Regions from separate parts of the Homo sapiens genome. Here region 2 is linked to region 1. A link is a loop called in an ENCODE intact Hi-C map of the cell type or tissue named here. Cell type or tissue: heart left ventricle. All regions are shown on one strand.

What was found. Hi-C counts contacts between places; a loop is a spot of excess contacts. Peaks named below come from ENCODE experiments on the same cell type or tissue, not always from the same donor. Only the 100,000 strongest peaks of a DNase experiment are listed, where the experiment ranks them.
Region 2: a loop joins it to region 1, with 2.4 times the contacts of the local background. A loop is called at or near these places in 28 of 110 quality-filtered maps.

Annotation. Positions count from the first base shown.
Region 1 is chr7:76,502,976-76,507,975 of GRCh38, forward strand. It overlaps DTX2 (deltex E3 ubiquitin ligase 2), which reads left to right. Exons shown (of 11, transcript NM_001102594.3): 9 at 451-612; 10 at 1,381-1,470; 11 at 2,399-3,016. The coding sequence ends at 2,626. Among named protein-coding and RNA genes, the nearest start is that of UPK3B, 5.1 kb to the right of the region's middle. In heart left ventricle, no CTCF peak of the experiment used is centred here; no DNase peak of the experiment used is centred here.
Region 2 is chr7:76,991,321-76,996,320 of GRCh38, forward strand. It overlaps the pseudogene DTX2P1 and the pseudogene DTX2P1-UPK3BP1-PMS2P11. Among named protein-coding and RNA genes, the nearest start is that of SPDYE17, 39 kb to the right of the region's middle. In heart left ventricle, no CTCF peak of the experiment used is centred here; a DNase peak (open chromatin) is centred at 2,641.

The sequences.
Region 1 (5,000 bases):
TCTCCCTGCATCGGCCTTCAGGCGGGATGGGCAGAGTTTAGAGGCTTAGAGAACCGAGTCATGTGGCGCATCGGAGCCTGGCTCGGCCTTCCCTAGTGTCTGCCATCCTGGGCAGCCAGGGCCCAGCTCCGCAGATCAGACGCTGCAAGGCTGTCTATCCGACTGCAAATGCGATTCACCCGTGGAGATTTCTGCTCAGGATCCGAGTTTTCCCACTCGCCACCTGTCTCCTGATAGCATGTCCCTTAACGAAAATGGCATGAGTTGCTGGTGCAAAACAAAGCTTTCCAGGGAAGCTGTTGGAAGCCAGTTTCCGGGCAGGAGGCTGCCAGCAACTCCCTGGGATGGTGGCCAGCCCATTCCCGGGGCCCTTTACCATCTGACGGTGGAGGTGACGGTCTTGGGTGTTCTCAGACTGCCAGCTCAGTGGGTTGCGTCTGCCTCTGTCAGGATGGAAGTCTGCAGTGTCCCTCCTGCAAAACCATCTATGGAGAGAAGACGGGGACCCAGCCCCAGGGAAAGATGGAGGTATTACGGTTCCAGATGTCGCTCCCCGGCCACGAGGACTGCGGGACCATCCTCATAGTTTACAGCATTCCCCATGGTATCCAGGTGAGGGGCCTTCTTGAGTCCCCCACTCCTGGCCACTCCTCTTCCCACCCCGCCCACATCCCAGCAGTCTGCCCCTGGATCAAGGCTGAGGATGCCCATGTGGCCAAGCTCAGGCCCCCAGGTCCCCTAAGGCCAGAGCCATGGAGGGCCGGGAATGGGGAGGCAGTGCCGGGGCTTAGGGTAAGCTCTTAGGGCTGTGGCAGCAAAAGGCTGGCCCTCCACTCTTTCCTGAACCAAGGAAGCCTTCCTAGAGGAGGAGCCATCTTAGCTGGACTTGTTCTGGGCAGAAGGGCAGGCAGTTCAGTGGGAGGAACCCTGCGGAGGGGCTGGAGAAGCGGGGCCACAGCAGGGTGTGCGTCGAGGAACCTTGGGTTGGGAGTGGCAGGGCCAGGCGTGTGGGTGTCAGGAGCCCAGGCACAAGGCCCCAGAGTCCCAGAGGAGACTCAGACGGGCCCTAGCCCTTTCGGTCTCCTGTCTTGAGCCAAGGTGGATCGTAGGGCCTGGGGCAGGGTGGGAAGATAACGGGGCAGCAGGCAGCGGGCACTGGCTGCCAGCCAAGGTCCACCTGTGGTGGATGGAGGCATCTTTTTGTCTTGTTGAACCATGAGCCTTTCCCCTGGTTTCCCTCCACTTCTCCACAGCTCAGAGGGAAATTCAGGAACATTCGGGGTTGGCATCTCGGAGCGGGGGAGGAGCTGGAGCTGTGCAGGGGCCTGTCCCTGTGCGGGCTCTCGGAGCACCCTATCCTGGTGTCTGTTCCTCCCGCAGGGCCCTGAGCACCCCAATCCCGGAAAGCCGTTCACTGCCAGAGGGTTTCCCCGCCAGTGCTACCTTCCAGACAACGCCCAGGGCCGCAAGGTGAGTGCCACCATGCGCCCGGGGGGTGGACGGGGCCCTGACCAGGCGGCAGGAGGCCAGGCGCCACACTGGACTCTGCTTCTGCAGCGGAGGACAGAGGCTGAGGCCGGGCCGAGTGTCTGCTGCTCTTTTCTGGGGACCTGCTGTAGGTACAGGGAGGGCAGCCTGGACCTCACATAGCCTCGAGGGAGGAGGAGAGGCCATCACCTTCCAGCACCCTGCCGGGTGGGGTCAGGAGCTCCTGAGAGTCAGAGTGTGACAGGCAGGGACCGGGGGCTGTGTTAGACCAGGTGACCACGGAAGGCTGGAGCAGTGGTGTCTGCACTGAGACATGAATAGGGACTTTGTGGCTGCAGAGAAGGTTGGGGACGAGCCTTCCAGGAAGGCAGGATAGTGGGAGCCCGTGGTGTGGGTGTGAAGACAGGGTGCCCCCCAGGCCAGCACCAGGGGTAGAGCTGGTTCTGAGCGCCCAGCGAAGCCACGGAGGTGGAGCTGCTGATGGAGCTTTGGAAAAGCTCTGGCCGTGTGAGAATGGGCTTGAGGTGGCGGAGCTGGAGGCGGGGAGAGGGCAGGGAGAGGGCAGGGAGGCCTGGATTCCACCAGGGAGGGTGGGTGGGCGGGCGCTCGTCCAGCAACGGCTGTGGAAGCAGGGAGGACTCGAGCATGGTGCCTGGGCATCAGGACCAAACGGATGGCAGTGCCAGGCACTGAGGCGGGGTGGGCTGGAGCCCAGGTTCATGTGGGATCCTAATGTACTATCCAGTGGGCAGTTTTGGGGTCCCTGCAGATGGGGTGAGTGCCAGGGAGTGGATGAGTCACCTGGGAGGGGCTGGGATGGGAAGAACATGGTGCCAACCCGTGCCTGCTCACTGAGCCCCTCTCACTCTCCGTCCCCTCCTTCCTCTTCCCCCTCCTCCTCCCCGGGCAGGTCCTAGAGCTCCTGAAGGTGGCCTGGAAGAGGCGGCTCATCTTCACAGTGGGCACGTCCAGCACCACGGGTGAGACGGACACCGTGGTATGGAACGAGATCCACCACAAGACAGAGATGGACCGCAACATTACGGGCCACGGCTATCCCGACCCCAACTACCTGCAGAACGTGCTGGCTGAGCTGGCTGCCCAGGGGGTGACCGAGGACTGCCTGGAGCAGCAGTGACCTCGCACCCCAGCACGCCCGCCTCTGGTGGCCACCCCGCTGCCCCATGGCTGGCTGGGTGGCCAGGCAGGAAGTGCCCAGCCCGAGAGGCTGGGAGGTTTGTTGAGGGTGTGGGGTGTGCCCCACCTGAAGCCGGGGCTCCCCCTGCCTGCCTCTCTCTCCTCCTCCCCTCTGGGAATTGGGCAGCCCTGGGCAGTTGTACTCATGGGGGCTTAGGATGCAGCTACCTCAGTGCGCAGGGCCCGTCTGTCCTCTGGGGGCTGCTTCGGGCCCGCGGTGCTCGGGGCCTGGTGTGGGGCGAGTAGAGACTTCCCCAGCCTGGACGGGCGTGGGTTCTGGGTCAGCTTCTTTTACCTCAATTTTGTTTGCAATAAATGCTCTATAGCCAAAGCCAGCAGGTCCTGAGTGTGTGCATGCATGCGTGTGTGCGCACTTGTGTGTGTGTGTGCCCCCCCCCACTTCCTGCATCAGAGCAAGAGGGGGTTCCATGGGCTCATCGGCTCCCATTTGATAACTGAAGAACAGGCCACAGCCAGGCATGGAGGAGCCCACGGTACTGGGCTGTGCGGCCTCCACATGCCCTACACTGATCTCCCTGCCATGCCAGAGGCTGTCACCCCAGAGCACCAGCTGTCACCTTTGTGGCCCTGGGGTTGTGGTTCACAAAATGCCATTCACTTAGGATTGGAGCTGCTGTCTCTGTTTTACTGATGTGGAAACAGGTTCAAAGGTGCAATGACTTGAACCAGGCATGGTGACGCATGCCTGTTATCCCAGCTGCTCAGAAGGTCGAGACAGGAGGCTCACTGTAGTCCAGACATTTGAGACCAGCCTGAGCAAAATTGCAAGACCTCATCTCTAAAAAAAAAATTAGGCCAGGTGCAGTGGCTCACGCCTCTAATCCTAGCACTTTTGGGAGGCTGAGACAGGTGGATCACCTGAGGTCAGGAATTTGAGACCAGCTTGGCCAACATGGCAAAACATCGTCTCTACTGAAAATACGAAAATTAGCCAGGCGTGGTGGCATGCAGCTGTAATCCCAGCTACTCAGAAGGCTGAGGCAGGAGAATCATTCGAACCTGGGAGGTGGAGGTTGCAGTGAGCCAAGGTCGTGCCACTGCACTCCAGCCTGAGCCACAGAGCGAGATTCCGTCTCAAAAAAATAAATAAATAAGCCAGGCATGGTGGCACCTGTCTGTAGTCCCAGCGGTCGGGAGGCTGAGGCGGGAGGATCGCTTGAGCCCAGGAGCTCAAGGCTGCAGTGAGCTATGATTGCACCACTGCACTCCAGCCTGGGCAACAGAGCAAGATCCCATCTGTAAAATCATAATAAAAAGAGACAGATTGAATGCTTGGCTAGGTAGGTGGAATCCAGGCCAGGGTTGATCTGACACCATTCTCAAAGTTCTAATTCTTCCTCCTCTTGGAAGGAGGATCAGATATCCCCAGTCAAGATCTTGCTGCTTGTCCGGGAGGAGTAGTTTGGGCCTGGGACCAGAGGGGGACGGTAGGGCCACCTCATTCATGGCTGTGGAAAGCAGAGGCACTTTGGCCTTGGTGAGCCCCTTTCTCTGTTAAACCTATTTTACAACATGTTGGTATAAAGATGAATATATTAATGTATACTAGAGGATTTTCTCTCACCTAAAGGTTCATTTTTTTCCCTTCTGATTTTAAAAGAAATTAAAAATGTATGTCAGCTCTTATAGTGTGGGCCCAGGGCACTGTGCCTAATGGTAAGTTGGTCCAGGGTAAAAAGGGTAGTGAGGTCTCTCTAGAAGACCCCAGTGTTGGCCGGGTACAGTGGCTCAGGCCTGTCATCCCAGCACTTTGGGAGGCTGAGGCGGGAGGATCACAAGGTCAGGAGTTCGAGACCAGCCTGGCCAACGTGGTGAAACCCCCTCTACTAAAAATACAAAAATTAGCTGGGCATGGTGGTGTGCACCTACAATTCCAGCTAACTTGGGAGGCTGAGGCAGGAGAATTGCTTGAACCCGGAAGGCAGAGGTTGCAGTGAGCCGAGATCACGCCACTGTACTCCAGCCTGGCGACAGAGCAAGACTCCGTCTCAAAAAATATATATAAAAACAAAACCATGAGATGCCACACTACACCCATTACGATGGCTATACTAAAACAAAAAGCAGTGTTGGAGAGGATGTCGAGAAATGGGACCCTCATCCACTGCTACTGGGAATGTAAAATGCAGCCACTTTGGCAAACAGAACCTCAGAAAGCAGCATTAGCATATGACCACAGTTCCACTCCTAGGTACATTCTCAAGAGAATTGAAAATGTGCCCACAGAAGCCTGCGCACGGATGCTCATGGCAGCATTATTTACAGTAGCCCCACAGTGGAAAAAAACAAATTCT
Region 2 (5,000 bases), 490 kb after region 1:
CATGAGCCACCGTGCCTGGCCATTTTTTTTTTCTTGTTATAAGTGACAGGATCTTGCTCTGTTCCCCAGGCTGGTGTGCAGTGGTGTAGTCATAGCTCACTGCAGCCTCCAACCCCTGGGCTGAAGCGATCCTTCTGCCTCAGCCTCCTGAGTAGCTGGGATTACAGACACATGCCACCATGCCAGGGAAGTTTTTTATTTTTTGTAGAGACAGGGTCTCACTATGTTGCCCAGGCTGGTCTTGAACTCCCAGGCTCAAGCCGTCTTCATGCCTTGGCCTCCCAAAGTGCTGGGATTCCAGTCATGAGCTGCCACGCCCAGCTGAGGTTATTTTCTAACTTCTGGAAAGTTCGAGGTATGTAAGGAGGTGGATGGCGCCATCGTTGTTCACAGGGTGATGTGGCGGAATTCAATAATGAGTTGGTGTTTTAGGGGAGTTGCTGTCGTAGTGGCTGAGAGGGGACAGGCCTGGAGGTAGGGCGGCTGGTGCAGAGCCTGACCTCAGACCTGGGGGCACCAGCCAAGGCCTGACCAGCTTCGAGGCAGTGGAGTTGAGGGGGAGGTTTGGCTTGAAACATTCAGAGGCATGAGCCGTCAGGCGGGGGGTTGTGAGGGGGGATTGGGGGTAGACTGAGGCCTGCTGGAGTGCAGCCAGTGACAACTGAGGAGCAGCCTGGGGCTTGGCGTGTGTGAATTCATTTCGTCCTTAAATCACTGAGGTGGAGGCTTTTGTTCCCATTTTCATTAGAGGAAACTGAGGCTCGGAGAATTTAAAAATTCTCTGCCAGCCCTTGGCAGAGCTGAGACACAGCCCCGGGCCTTCTTGCCTATGACGGTTCAGTGCTGCTGAGTCTAGGGGGAGGTTGGGAGGGGGTGATGGCTGTGGAGTGGCCGTTGGAGCTGTTCCGGGGCAGTGGGATTTGGCTGTGGGCCTCAGAAGAGCAGTCTTGGGTGGAATGGGGTGCCCCTGACCCCTCGTGGGAGCGTGTGTGCCACAGAGACCGTGGGCGGGACTGAAGAGAAAATGAAGGAGCGGCCAGAGAGGTGGGGGCAGGAGGGAGAGGAGCTGGAGCGGGGCAGGGGAGACAGAATGAGCAAGACACACTGGCCAGAAAGTCCCTGCTCACTGAAGTCACCGTGCGGCGCCGTAGGGAAATCACAGTGTACCGTGTGTGCATGTGCGGCCGTGGTGGCATTGGAGACAGGTTGTGGGTAAACAGACGGGGCCCCCACACGGTTCCTCATGGCCCAGCTCCTTCCAGTTCTGGGGCTCTCGCAAGCCTTCGTGGCCAGGCCTGACAGTGAGCGACCTCTGAGGCCATGACACAGATCTGAGTGCCCTGGGTGTGGAGTTAGCACCTGCCCCCTTCCTCTGCTCTTGAGGCTGAAGGTCCTGTCCAGGCTGTGTCCCAAATTGTCCATCCTGTTGTCTGTCCCCGTTGCTCTCAGAGCAATCCTGGAGCTAAAGCAGGTATTTTAACATCCATTTTACTTGTGGGGAAATAGATTCGGGAAGCTGGTTCAGGCCTAAGGAAATAGGAGAGCCTGGAGGCTGTGTGGACTCCTGCCTCCCCCAATTCAAGGCCCAGTGTTGGTACCTACTGGGGGAGCATTGTCTAGGGGAGCAGGGAATGAGAGGAGCCTGGCCAGCACCCCGGAGCCAGAGCTGGAGAGCAGTGTCCTGTCACCCTGGTGTGCTTGTGGGTTGAGGAATTATACCATGCCCGGCTGCGGAGATGAGCGTTTGCGCACAGGGTTTTTGCAGGGAGGTTTATAACCAGGAGGTCATGCTTTGGAAGGACTGAGTGCTGGAGGCACTGCTTCCAAGTGACAGTGCCTCCAGGTGACAGCTCCCCTGGCTGTGGCATAGCCCAGTCCCTCTATCGGGTGGGGGCAGGGACTGTGAGGCTGGAGCCAGGGTCTCCACCCCTCACCTGGTCACAGCAGCGGTCCATCCACAGCTCACACTGCTGCCTGGGGCAGGGATGGGTGTCAGCAGCCTGCCCAGGACTGCTCAGCTGGTGAGGGCTGGCACTGGGCTCGAACCCAGGCTGGGGAGGTCAGAGCGCACAGAGGAGAGGCTTGGATCTCAGCCCTGGCCCTGGGTGTCAGAAGGAGGGGTGTCTGCAAATTGGAAGTGAGAATCAGTGAGTGGGGGCTTCACTCTTCAGGGCTCTGACAGCGGGAATCCTCCCAGATGGGTGGAGAAAAAGGCTGTGGCCCTCCGAGTTATTCAGGTGATTTGGGGGCTGTCAGGAGTTTGGGGGGTTGTCCCTAGCCCTCCTCCTCTCCAGGCTTCTGGGTTGAAACTTGTGTGTTTGTGACTTGAATTCAGGGGAGTGGGTCCTGCATTGAAAAGGACACGTGTGTCACTCATGCGGCCTCCTGGGGGCTGGTGGTGGCCCAAGGATGTCTTCATTCCTCAGCAAACACAGAGGGCTGCAGGCTTCCCAGGGATCAGGCACTGCCCCAGCGGGGTGCTGGAGATGCAGCTACGGGTGGGACCTCGTGGAACTCGTGCTGAGGGAAGACAGTCCATAGAAACAGAGGGGAGTGCAAAGCAGGAGTCCAGTACGGCGGGGCGGGAGGCTTGGAGGGACAGGCCCCGTCAGGCAGTGTTCAGGGAAGGCCTGCCCGCCGAGGCAGTGTTGCCGGAGAACCCTGGGTAGGGAGACGTGTCCTGGCCTTTGGTCCTCCCAGACGACGTGGGCAGCGCAGAGGCACCAGGTTCTCTTGAGGAAAATTGCACCTGTCCCTGTCCTCTCCCATCTGTCTGCCACCCGCGCCCGCTTGTCCTTCTCTCCACCCGACATTCAGTTCCCACAGGAACCGCATTTGAGCCCAGGAACAAGCTTGGGATGTTGGGGGCATTGAGCTCCCGGGCTCAAACCTCTGTCCTCTGATGCACGCTTTGGTGTCTCCTGCTGAGCGGCCACTGCAACTCACCCTGCCCACCTCGGCTCTGCTGCCCAGGCTGGTGGCTGGTCTCCGCTTCTGTCCCCACAGCCAGGCACATGTGCCGGGTTGAGAAGCTTTGTTCTTCTAGTGGGGGCGCAGTGGCTGGCCTGGCCGCCCTTCACCCCTGAGTCACGCCATCTGTTCCTGGATGGGGAGTGGGGTCCAGGAGGACTGGGATCTCTACCAACTCCCCCGGCAGCCGGCTGTGCCCAGCTCCTGAGCCAGGTTCTGCAGACCCTGGAAGCCACCTTAAGGGATGGCTAAGAAGCTCTGGGCTTCCCCTTTCTCTGGAGAGGAGGTGCTTTTGACCTAACTGACCGATGACAGGGAGGACCGGGGAGCTGGCACTATGGAAAGTGGGGTAGGCCGAGGGTGTGGCAGGAACGGGTTCGTCCAGCAGGACACGCTGTGTCCCAGGAAGCGCTGGGTCATCAGGGAGCACGAAGGAAGCAGTGTCAGAGGAGAGTCCCCCAGGGCAAGTGTGGGGTTCCCTGCAGGCATCCGGCAGTGGTGAGCTCTGGAAAGAGTGGCCGGTCTGTCCCAGCATAGCTGCTGGCCACAGGCCCACCCTTGCCCGAGGGCGCCAGAGCCACAGCCTGGGGCCTTGCTGCAGCCCAGCCCTCACAGTATGGGGATGCTGCAGTGTGGGAGCAGGCCCAGGGGCCACGTTCCTGCCCGCCTACCCCAGCGCTGTCGCTGAAGGCCCTGGCACCCAGATCAGCCAGGAGGGGCATGGAGCACACACAGCGCCCAGTGGAGGCTGGAGGCCTAGTAACTCCAAGCCAGGAGGGCCCAGGGCCTCCTGGGGAAGCTGAGCCCTTGGAGCCAGCCCCACCCAGGAGACCCCGTGCCCCGGGCGGCTTCCTGGAGTGGCGTCCTCCGCCCTCTGCTCTCCTGAAGTCACGGGTCCTGCCCCGGTGCCCACCTGCACACTGAGGGCACGGGCTTGTCTGTTGCTCCTATAGAAACCTGTGGGCTCTGGGGCCAGGGCTACCATGAGCCAGGCTGCCCCACCCTCTGATTCCTGGCCTGGGTAGTCCCCAGGGAGACCTGTGCGTCCCCGTGGCCATTGATGGTGTCACATCCTTGGCCTGAGCAGGGTTTGTTGGCGTCACATGCCGAAGGAGTCTTCTAATGTCTCTCCCTCTCTGCGTGTCTGCTCTCACGCCCGTGCAGGCATGACGAGTGTTCTGATGTCAGCCATTGGACTCCCTGTGTGTCTTAGCCGCGCACCCCAGCCCACCAGCCCTCCCGCCTCCCGTCTGGCTTCCAAAAGTCACGGCTCAGTTAAGAGATTGAGGAAAATGTCCGTGAAAGGTAGTTCTTGTTCCCAAAAGCTCTCTGGCCTTTGCTAAGCCTCCTTCCGGCCTCGCTGCCTCCGACTCTTCTGCACAGACCCTCTTCCTTCTCTCTGCTCCCTGACTCCTGGGGGAAGGGGCTCAGTGGCCCTTCTCCCTGCCCCCGCTCGGCAGCAGAGGCGGCCCCTGGAAGCTGACTTTCCACCGCAGCCCCAGAGTTCAGCTCCTCTCCTCCAGTCACAGCTGGCATGAGGGGGCTTGTTCTTGAGGACTTTGTGATTTTTGTAAGCAGCAAGTTGTGGGTGAGAGGCGGCGCCCGGCTCAGGATGCGGGGACAACCGTCCCTTCCGCCAGGGCCAGCACGTGTCTCGGGAAAGGCCCCCAGACAGCGGCCCAGGTCTGCTGCCCAGGTCTGCTGCCCTGACCCCCAGCCCTGTGTGGCCGCCACGTGGGCTGCTTGAGAGGGGTCCCTCGGTGACCCCTGCCCTGCTCGTTGCATGGCCACAGAAGAAGGGGCTTTAGGACCACAGCAGGTCCAGGGAGTTACAGCAAGACCTGCTCGGAGCAGCCTGTGATGGTCAAGTTCTGAACCTTTCCCAAGCGGGTGCTGGCCCTGCTTCCACCCCTGGGCTGTGGAAGTGTGGACTGTGGCCAGTCCAGATGCTCTTGAGTGGGCGTGGTGGCGGGCAGGGAGGGTGGCCGTGGCCCTGCTGGCCCTCAGTGTCTGTGTCATCTCAGCAGGTC